Regions from separate parts of the Homo sapiens genome. Here region 1 is linked to region 2. A link is an interaction called in ENCODE POLR2A ChIA-PET data of the cell type or tissue named here. Cell type or tissue: A673. All regions are shown on one strand. Each heading gives the region's core, and the rest is flanking DNA. Links, peaks and the distances in the headings are about the cores only.

Region 1 (5,368 bases), core at 249-5,248, 210 kb after region 2:
TCTCTCTCACTTCTCTCTGTCTCTCTCCCTCTGTCTCTCTGTCCTTTCTCTTTTCCTCTCTCTGTCTCTCTCTCCCTTCTGTCTCCTCTCCCTCTCTATCATTCCCTTTCTCTCTTCTCTCTCTCCTTTCTTCCCCCTCTCTCTCTCTTCCCACCTCCCTCTTTTTCACTCTACCCCCTCTCACTTTCTCTCTCTCCCCCTCTCTCTCTCCTTCTCCCTCCCTCTCTGTCTCCATCTCTTTCCCTCTCCCTCCCCTTCTCTCTCCCTCCCTTTGACAGCCATGGGGTCAGCTTTCAGGGTTCCCATTAAAGGGACTAAAGAAGATATGGCCAACATGTTTTCTTGCAACTAAGACCCATTAGCCTTTTTGAAGTCCAGCCTCAAAGCCTGCTGGACATTATTTATGTCCATGGGGTCATTGCGGAGAACGCCACACACTAAACTCTTGGCTGTGTGTGCTGGGGGGCGGCTGAGGCCCACACTGCCCTGATGTTGAACCTGACCCAGGCTTTGGTAGATCCTGAGAAGGCCGTGGACATTGGAACCCTATAAAAGTCTGTTTGCTTTCATGTCGCTGCCCAGGGCTCAAGTCTGTACCCCACTGGCTCGCCGCTGGTTCTCCACATGCATCCCCGTAGTGGGTGGGGCTGTCCCCGCAGCAGCATCTGTTCGCCATCTTCATGGATGCTGCTTTTGAAAAGCAAGTGAGGGCGGACTCCATGGGAGAAGGGCTGCTTTCAGACAAAGCCCACGGCTGGATGCATAGGTGGTGGAGACGCAACCTCGGGGCTCCGAGTGCGGGTTCAGACCCCGCCCAGCCCCTCTGAGAGCCCGGTATGCGGATGTGGACCCAGCTCAAACTTCCTGGCTGAGCAACCCTGGGCAAGTGGCTTCACCTCTCTGGGTCTCAACGTCCCCATCTGTAAAATGGAGTTGATAGTGTGACCTTCCTTGTGGAGTGGTGGGTGAGGGTCAAGAGAGTTAATCCTCGAGCCCACAGAGGGACAGAGCTGGCCAGCGTTGGCTGTAAACGCCCCTTACCCACAGGCCTGGGGCAGAGCCCACTCCTCACCACTCCCAGGGCCTGACCCTGCTCCTGCCAGAGGGGAACCGCAAGTCCCCCTTGGAAGAGAAGGGTCTCCCTGCATGTGGAGACCCCGCCCCTGCCCGCCGCCAGGTGACCAGGGAGGGTGGTGGCAGGGTTGCCATGGCCTCAGGACAGGGAAGGGCAGCCATTTCTTGCCATTTCCCATGGAGGCCTTGTGGATGTGGGCAGGTGTGGGAGGCAGTCCTGGGGCTGCATTCATTGTCCACAGGGCCCTGGGCACTGGCAGGGGCTGGGGAGAGGCCCTCACAGATTTGAGAATCGGGGGTGGGGGCCTGGAATTTGAGGAGTCTCGGGCCTAATCCCAGCTCATCAGCACAAATAAAAGCAATAAACATGCTCATGAGACTTGTCAGTTCCCCACTCCGTGTGGGCTTCCTACCAGAACCATGAGTAGGTAGGGCAGAATTTCGATCCTGAGCTGAGAGTGGCACGTCTGGCCTTTGAACCTGGCCCCTAACCTCACCCAGAGACTCTGCACTAAAACTTGCAGTCCCCGTTCTCCCCCAGGGGAGGAAGAATGGGCCTCTTGCACGATGGGATGTTAGGAACCTCTAGTCTATTCATGAAGCTATTTCTCTGCTCTTCATTCCACTGTTACAGACTTCTTTGGTCCCTAAAGATTTTATGCCTCCCCAGTCTTCAGCTGAGGCGCGAAACAGATTGGATGACTTTTATCATGGCCTGATTTTCTTTTGGCTTGTCTTGGTTTCATGGAAACATATTTCTTTTAAAGTGAATTCTGGGCTGGGTGCCATGGCTCATGCCTATAATCCCAGCACTTTGGGAGGCTGAGGCAGGAGGATCACCTGAGGTCAGGAGATCAAGTCCAGCTTGGCCACATAGCGAAACCCCATCTGTACTAAAAATACAAAAATTAGCCGGGCGTGGTGGCTGGCGCCTGTAGTCCGAGCTACTCAGGAGGCTGAGGCAAGAGAATTGCTTGAACCCAGGAGGCGGAGGTTGCATTGAGCCAAGATCGCGCCACCACACTTCAGCCTGGTTGACAAAATGAGACTGTCTCAAAAAAGAAAGAGAGAGAGAGAGAGAGAGGAAAGAAAGAAAAAGAAAGGAAGGAAGGAAGGAAGGAAGGAAGGAAGGAAGGAAGGAAGGAAGGAAGGAAAGAAAGAAAGAAAGAAAGGAAAGAAAGAAAGGAAAGAGAAAGAAAAAGAAAGAAAGAAAGAAAGAAAGAAAGAAAGAAAGAAAGAAAGAAAGAAAGAAAGAAAGAAAGAAAGAAAGAAAGAAAGAAAAGAAAAGAAAGAAAGAGGGAAAGAAAATTCATTCTGGACCTTTTTAAAAATTCATGTTTTTAAAGTGACCCCAAGACCATCATTGCACAGCTCTGCCACAGGGCATCCCAGGCTGCTGGGGTGAAATCTTTGCCATTCTGGCTATAGTTCTGAGGTCCTCATCTGTGTCCAGGCCCATGGTGTGCTGGAGTCATGTCCTTCTGGAATTCTGCAAGCTGGTTGTTACCCGTTGCTGGCTTGAAATAGGCCACGGTGGGGTATTTACACCATGGGAATTGGCAGATGCTGCAAATCAGGGCTTCCCTCGCCCCCGCAGGAGCCCCTCACCCCCGCCGGAGCCCCTCACCAGCATCTTCTTGCACCAGCCCCATGTGCCTTCTTGTCTTTGGAGGGGTTGAGCATTTCCCAACATATCTGTTGAGTTTTTAACTCTTTTTATGATCTTTTTTATTTCTAGGAGTTCTATTTGGTTCTTTTCCAAGTCAGCTATGTCATGTTTTAATAGTTTCCTGTCCTTTGCAGTTCTTTTCTATCTTGAGGTTTATGTCTTTAAACGAGTTAAGCATAGCTGATTTATTACCCAGCTCATCCTTTGCTAATCCCAAGCTGAGTGGGCCGATTTCTATCTCGGTCACTTCAGCTGGTTCTCCTCCCGGGGCTGTCTCTTGCCCTGGTGGGGGCGGGTCTGCTTCGCTTGTCTGCTAGTCATTGACCTTTTATAATCTGTGGGGTTTCCCAAAGCCTCTGATAAAGGTGACCTTGTCCAGAAAGGTTTGCAGCGTTATAGATGAGAGCCACCTTGAACCAAAGCCACAGTCTGAGGTGCCCAGGTCTTCACAGGCGCCATGGCTGTAGGGGCCAGAGCTTCTCAGGGTGGGTTCCAGTCCTCCTTTTCCTTCTCTTTCTCTCCTCCTCCTCTGCTGGGCACCCGTATCGGTCCGTGGCCTTTTAGGAACCAGGCCCCCCAGCAGGAGGTGAGTGGTGGGCCAGCGAGCATTCCTACCTGAGCTCTGCCTCCTGTCAGATCAGCAGTGACATGACATTCTCACTGGGAGCCCAAACCCTGTTATGAACAGTGCATGCGAGGGATCTAGATTGTGTGCTCCTTGTGAGAATCTAATGCCTGATGATCAGAGGTGGAACAGTTTCAGCCGGGAGCGGTGGCTCATGCCTGTAATCCCACCACTTTGGGAGGCTGAGGTGGGAGGATCACCTGAGGTCAGGACTTCCAGACCAGCCTGGCCAACATAGTGAAACCCCGTCTCTACTAAAAATACAAAAATTAGTTGGGCATGGTGGCACATGCCTGTAGTCCCAGCTACTTGGGAGGCTGAGGCGGGAGAATTGCTGGAACCTGGGAGGCGGAGATTGCAGTCAGCCAAGATTACGCCACCGCACTCCAGCCTGGGTGACAGAGTGGGACTCTGTCTCAAAAAATAATAATAATAATAATAATAATCAAGGGGTGTAACAGTTTCATCCTGAAACCCCAGCATTGTCCTGTGGAAAAATTGACTTCCACAATACCAGTCCTCCCTGGTGCTAAAAAGGTTGGGGACCGCTGTTTCAGGTCATTGAATTTCTTGTTTCTTTTCCTGTGGTGCATTCTTTACTATGTATCCTGGGAGGGTTGATCTGAGTAATCTACCACCTTCAACAGAAGCAGGAATGTGAAATGATATTTCTGCTGACTTACCTATCATTTATTTCTTTAACAAGACATCACTGAGCAGGCCTAGGACCAGACCCCATGGCAAGGGCTGGGATTAAAGATGTCCACAGCCCAGTCCCTGCCCCATGCTTGGGGAAGAGCAGTGGCGCCTGATCCACCCACGGCTGCATTCCTTGGGTCCTCAGCTCGCCTGAGACTCGAGTCTGGAGACTGCGTCAGGATAATGGGGGATGTATGCTTGCTCCAGAAGCAATCCCTCAACTGTGCTTCATAGCAGTGTCCCTGCTATGGGGAGCCAGGTCTTCCTATGCAGTGTGGACGTGATCAGCAGTAACTGTGGCGTGGGAAATACCAGGCACCGGCAATGACCTCTCCAGGCAGACCCCTGCCCAGGGACTGAGAGCATCTCCCATCTTGCCCGCGTGCCCTCTGGAGCCGTGCGGGTGGAGGGTAGGAGTGAGCATTGCAGGGTCAAGGTCAGGCTGAGATTCCTCCACATCTACTGTTCATGGGCCTGGGACAAGGGGCTCTGGGCCTTCCCTGCCCCCTCGTCCATATTTACTGAAGTGGACACATCCATAGCTACCAAAAGGTTGGAGAGAAGGCGGATGGTAGTCTGAAAGCCGGGGCTGTCCTAGGCTGGCACAGAGTAGGCGCTTTATAAAGTCGGGTGCCTTCCCTCTGCCTTCTCCCTCACTCAGTGGACATCACTGAGCCTCTGCTCTGTGGCCACTGCTGTTCCCCGTCCTAGGGATACATCAGTCAGCTAAACAGATAAGCCTGGCTTCAGACCCAGTGTGCCAGCTCCTATCCGTGCTGGAAGCTGGTGCCAACGGGGAGAGACAGGCAGATGCCAGGGCTGCTGAAAACTCGCCTGGTCATGAAGGGCTGACCAGGGATGTGGCACTGGGCGTCACATGCCCCAAAAGCCTATTTATGGCAGAGAATGTGAACCCCTTGGGGCACCCGCCAAGGCTCCTGGTGTCTGCCCCCGAGTCCGACGGCAGGAGGATTAGACCACAGCAGCCCCGCGTCCTCGTGGACAGACAGGGTCAGAAGAGTCCTGTGCCTTCCTAATGGGGCCACACGGCTCCCCGCAGGGCTGGGTGTTCTCCTCCTTGGGAGCTGAGGAAGCTGCAAACAGGGAAACGGGGATTTGTCCAGGTGTTCTGTGGGTGCTCGAGGGCCTTCGGGCCCAAACCCCACCAACGATGAGGCTCCTGGGCTTTCCCCTGCACCCAGTGGCCTGGACTGCTGTGCACAGCACACACCCATGGTTCCTGCCCGATATGGGAGGTGCCTGGCCTGCTGTGCACGGCACACACACCCCATGGTTCCTGC
Region 2 (5,368 bases), core at 114-5,113:
CTCAGAGCCCCTGGTTTGATAGTCTGTGTACAGCGTGGGGTATGTGATAGCAATTGCACCTCTTATTTTATAAATGGGTAAACTGAGTCCTGGAGACAGGGCTGTCCCTAGATGGATGTGGGTTCCCTGAGTTTAGCCCATCTCTTTCCTTACACGCAAAAGCAGACCTCACATCACTTGGTATCTCCAAACCATTAATTTATACCAACGGGGACATTCCAAGGCCTGGAGCAGTTACTGAACACGACTGTGCAGCCTTCTCTGCCATATTAATATACTCAGAAATTAATCAATATACTTAATTAATATATTAATTAATTAATATACTTAATTAATATAATTAATGTACTCAAAAATTAAACTCAGATTAGGTCCTTGCTCTACTTCCTGTAAAATCAAAAACATTTGCTTGAAGACTGGACAGGACAGCCGGGGTGGGGGTGGAGGCAGTGCCGAGAAGAAAGACCTCAGTGGCTGGCGACGTCCCCAATTGTGGGGCTGTAGGTGCTCGGGGAGTGGGCAGCTGGTCCCTGCGGCCCTGAACGAAAAGTCCCGACTCTTCCCAAGCCAGTGTACTGCCCCCCCACTTGCAGGAGGCTCCACTGTCGGCCCTTTGCCTGGGGATTTGGGGATACTATTCAGAGTCTGAATTCAAAATTCAATCAAATTCGGCTGGGGTGGTGGCTCACGCCTGTAATCCCAGCACTTTGGGAGGCCGAGGCGGGCGGATCACGAGGTCAGGAGATCGAGACCATCCCGGCTAAAACGGTGAAACCCCGTCTCTACTAAAAATACAAAAAATTAGCCGGGCGTAGTGGCGGGCGCCTGTAGTCCCAGCTACTTGGGAGGCTGAGGCAGGAGAATGGCGTGAACCCGGGAGGCGGAGCTTGCAGTGAGCCGAGATCCCGCCACTGCACTCCAGCCTGGGCAACAGAGCGAGACTCTGTCTCAAAAAAAAAAAAAAAAAAAGAATATTTGTGAAATGGCTGAAGAAGAAGTGTCTAGTGCCACGCTCCCCTCTCGGAAACAGGGGCTCCACTGGCCGTCGCCAGCTGCGTCTCAAGTTAGGCAGGTGTCTCTATCATTTCAGGGCTCTAGCCGAGGCCCAACATTGAGCTGCATTGTCAGTGAACCCTCTCAAACTGGGGATGATTTCTGTGCACACCTACATGATCCCAGCATCTGGAGCTTTTATCAGATTTCTTCAGATCCTCAGTGGCTCCCCAAAACCCTGGCTTCTTGCTCACAGGGTTGGAAAGAATTTATGCACCTTAGGACCTCCAAGTGGAAACCTGAAGTCTGCAGGAACACAGAGAATCAGAAATTTTCTCTGAGAGAGGTCAGGTAGGCTTCCTGGAGGAAGAGGCATTTGAGCAGGACTGCCTATGGCCTCCTGCTCTGGGCACAGAGGGTTTATGATCCCTGTAACAAAATGCAGATAAAGCACCTCCTGCTAAAAATATATATTCAGGCCAATGGAATAATTTATTCATCTCAACCCACAAACATCGATTCAAACCTGGGCTGGACGCTGGTTCTGCCTGTTCATAGCTGGTGGTTTTGGGTGAGTCACTTAACTTCTCTGTGCCTTTGTTTCTTCATCACAAGATGGAATAATTATGCAGCCTGCCTCAGAGGACTGTCGAGCGAATTAAATGAACTCTCAGATATTTCTGACAACTGGACCCTCGGTATTCGGCCTAGAAACCTGATTGGTCTCTAGCGAACTTCTTACTCTAGGCCAGGTCCTGTGCCCAAACCTGGGGAGCCCTGGTTGAGCACCACCCAGACCTGGCCTCCAGGAGCTCAGAGTACAGTAAGGGAGACAAATAGCAGACAGTGCTCCTGCATCCAGGTGCAAGTGGCCATAGGGCGGCATGGAGCAGCGCCCGGAGGTGCCCCCAGCCAGGCCCAGCTTTCGCCTGCCGATGCAGGCTCTGAGCCACATTAGCCAAGAAAGAGAGGAGGGGAGGGACCACTGAGGACAGGAGATGGACCTTGCTCCTTCTTGCTGTCCAGCAGACACACACACAGACATACGTGCACACCATGCACGCAAAAAGGCATACACATGTGCCTCTGCACACATCCCCACACAGCCCAAAATATACACATGTGCACACACTGGCGCACACATGTACCTTGCAGGCAAACACACATGTACATATACATACACACGCATACAATACCTACTGACACAAAGGTACACATATGTCCATGAGCACAGGCTCACACATGAGCATACACAGTGCTACAAATATACACACTCCTGCACACATGGGAGCATATAACACACATATTCACATGTATGCACACATGCACACACAAGGCAAAGACATACACAAACACACAAGAGCATATGCCATGCATACCAAGATTCACACAGGTACATATGCACACACATGCACCTGCACGCATGATCACACACGTGGACACATGATCACACATGTGCATGCACCCTACAAGAAGGCATCTTCTGCCCTCTGCACCAGGACGACAGAATTACCTTCAGTGCCATAAACCCAAGAACATCAAAGGTGGGAAAGACCAGGTCAGTGTGCTCAGGTTGTAAACAGAAACAAAAACCCCGCAAAACAGCGCCATCTTGTGGTGGCAGTGGGACCAGGCTGAAGGCAGCTGGCATCCTTCTTCCTTAGGGAGGGGTTTTTCCTAGAACCTGGCTTCCAAGGTGGGCTGAGTCAACTGTAACTCTCAGGCAGTACCAAAGCCACCCCTTTTATTCGGGGGAGGTCGGGATGCTCTGGACCAGCGGCTTTCCCTACCTCCACGGCCCCTGTGCTGGGTCCTGGCCAGCCAAGGGTGACCAGGGCCCTGAGTCTGGCTCTGCTGGGGACTCTGGGAGCCTCCTTCTGTCCTGGGCTTTACTCACCTCATTCAAGAAATGAGGTTATTACACTGATGCTCGAGAGCCCAGATCCATGTGTGTCTAGAGCCACGCCCCTTAGCCTGGGGCATCCATGAATAGACTGGGCTGCCCCCATATCAAACCGGAAAGCAAAGCCTCCTGGGTATCTCTGGCTTAGAGACCCGCTGGGAAATTGCCACCAGGGTCTCCCTTGCTGGAAGCTTCGGAGTGACATGAGATCTCAGGCCCTGCTTGGACCTTCTGACCCCTCAACTTTATCTTAAGAGCCCAGGGGATCTGGGCAGTGCCCCCAGAGCTCCCATCAGCACCCAGCACCCCTCACCTCCCCGAGAATCCCCTTCCCCTATGAAAGCCTCAGCTCTGAGACATAGACTGTTCCCCACCTGGTCCTCAGCCTTCCTCCCTGGCCCCCAGCCTGCAGGGACAAGGGCTCGTAACCATTCAGTGAACAGAAAACCAAGACACTTTCCTAGTGGAAATCGAGGCACGGGATTTCTCCCCACCTGCCCATTCAGATCACTCGCCTGGCAGGGCACAGGTAAGGACCCAGCTCTGAGACAGGCCACTGGGGCCAGATCCTGGTTCTGCACTCCCTGAATGGGTCCCCTGAGGCAAGTCACCTCCCCTCTCAGTGTCCTTCTCTGTAAAATGGGAATTACAATAGAATTTATCTCCGAGTTGTTTTAGGGAACAAAGGAAATATAATCCATGCAAAGTGCCTGGTCCACAGGAAGCGCTTTCGCATTGTCAGTGTTGGAGGTGATGTTTGCTTTGCAGGGCTGTTCAATCCCCTGCCCACTTCTAAACACATTTAACTTTGGGGAGGGGCCTCTTGGGGAGGACAAAAGAAGGAGGCTGGGGCTTCCGCTGCCCTCTGCAGACCTGGTGTGCGATGACGCTGCAGCGGGGGACCGCGGTTTTAAAGGCATCATCGGTAGAAACGGCCTCACGCATTTCCATAATTCACTCTGCATCAATTAATCTTTCACTGTCGATAGGAACCTGCGGCTGAATTCCCTCCCCGGGAGGACTCGCCATTCTCAAGCTCTGAGGGGTTTTCTTCTCGGCTGGCATCATGCTAATTTCCCTCGAGTACCCCTGGAAAGAGGTTTTAGAACAAGACGTGGCGCTTGGCAGGAATTTGACATCTGAAACAACTGTCGCTCAGGGAGGAGGGGGTTGTGACATTTGCTAATTGCCAATCGAGCACTAATGTGAGCATTGAGATGCTTGGAAAAATGCTTCTTCCTGCTGAGGCTGGATGGAGCTGGCTCACGGGCCACTGATACACCTGCAGGGCATCATCCTTTGCCATTGATAAATACCCTTCATGGATCTAAGGAGGGAAATAATAGGGAAATTTCCTTTTGGAAAACCAGAGAGCATTGGCTGGGGATGGGGGGCCCAGGTTCTGAAGCCATCACTGCCAAAAACCAGCTGAGCCACCAAGGGTGAGACCCTGCTCTTCCTCAGTGTCTGTGCGATGAGGGCCATGGCCCTTGCCGTCCTCTGCCTTTCCCTGACCGCAGACCCTGGCTTCTGCTGGAGCTCTCCCTTGTGTAAGGATGCATGGAGCAAATTTTAGGGGCCTTAGAGCCCTACGTCCAAACCTCCTCCAGCAGAGTCCCAAAGGGCCCCTGCCTACCTTCGCCTGCCTGCCAAGGGGTGCTGGCAGAAAGCAGGCAGGCGGTGCAGCCTCACCCTCTCCCACAATGGGCATGGGCCATGCCTGCTTCCTGCATGGCAAACCCCTGCTTCCAAGAGAAGCCTGAGGCCTGTGCTGAGAGGGCCCAGCCCCTCCTAGCATCTCTGGGTCATTTCCCTCTCCTCAGGCCTGGCAACCTCTAAGTTCAGCTCCTGGGAGCTGGGGTCCCCCAGAAAGGAGCTCTCCCCATTGCCAGCGAGAAGCAGCTCTAGCTCATTCTGTAGGCTAATAAGAGGGACAGCTCGAGAAATGAATGTGAGAATGGGACTGTGTGGGAACCCCCTGGAGAATCCACGGGGCAAATATCTTTATGTTCCAACCCGATTTCCTCTTGTGGAATCTCGACTATAAAATCAGCAACACAGCTGTACTAATAACAAAAAAAAGCATCAATGTTCAACCACCTATGCTGTGCCAGGCTCAGTGCTAAGCACTTCATTCTATGAAATCTTCTGGAATCTTCTCAATAGCCCCACAAAGGGGGCTCTGACACAGCCCCTATTTTATGCAAACCAAGGCTCTGAAAGGCTCAAGTCTTCCCAAGGTGATTTAGGGCACGCTTGCTGAAATAATAACCAAGACATTTATTTGGGGTTAAAATCCTGATATTCCAGACTGAAATAGCTGCCCCTCACATCCTCCTCCAGCCCTGCACCCATGGCCCCGAGCCCCACTGTGGGTGAAAGAGCAGGAGGGCCCTCCCTGTGAAACAGCGTCGGCCGCTTGGCAGGGGTATTGCTCTGCCCTGAGTTCACGCTGATAACGCGCCCAAGGGC

The links. Peaks named below come from ENCODE experiments on the same cell type or tissue, not always from the same donor. Only the 100,000 strongest peaks of a DNase experiment are listed, where the experiment ranks them.
Region 1: POLR2A ChIA-PET joins it to region 2 with 20 read pairs; 1 of 35 experiments calls an interaction of 5 or more read pairs at or near these places.

The regions. Positions count from the first base shown.
Region 1 is chr11:70,093,075-70,098,442 of GRCh38, forward strand. The region is part of intron 2 of ANO1 (anoctamin 1); the gene reads left to right. Among named protein-coding and RNA genes, the nearest start is that of ANO1, 17 kb to the left of the region's middle. RefSeq lists enhancers at 365-866, 867-1,366. In A673, for the core only: no CTCF peak of the experiment used is centred there; a DNase peak (open chromatin) is centred at 2,907; H3K27ac peaks cover 971 bases.
Region 2 is chr11:69,886,131-69,891,498 of GRCh38, forward strand. No RefSeq gene overlaps it. Among named protein-coding and RNA genes, the nearest start is that of FGF3, 69 kb to the left of the region's middle. RefSeq lists enhancers at 2,471-2,765, 4,961-5,368. In A673, for the core only: CTCF peaks have their summits at 2,614 (motif pointing left) and 2,827; a DNase peak (open chromatin) is centred at 2,601.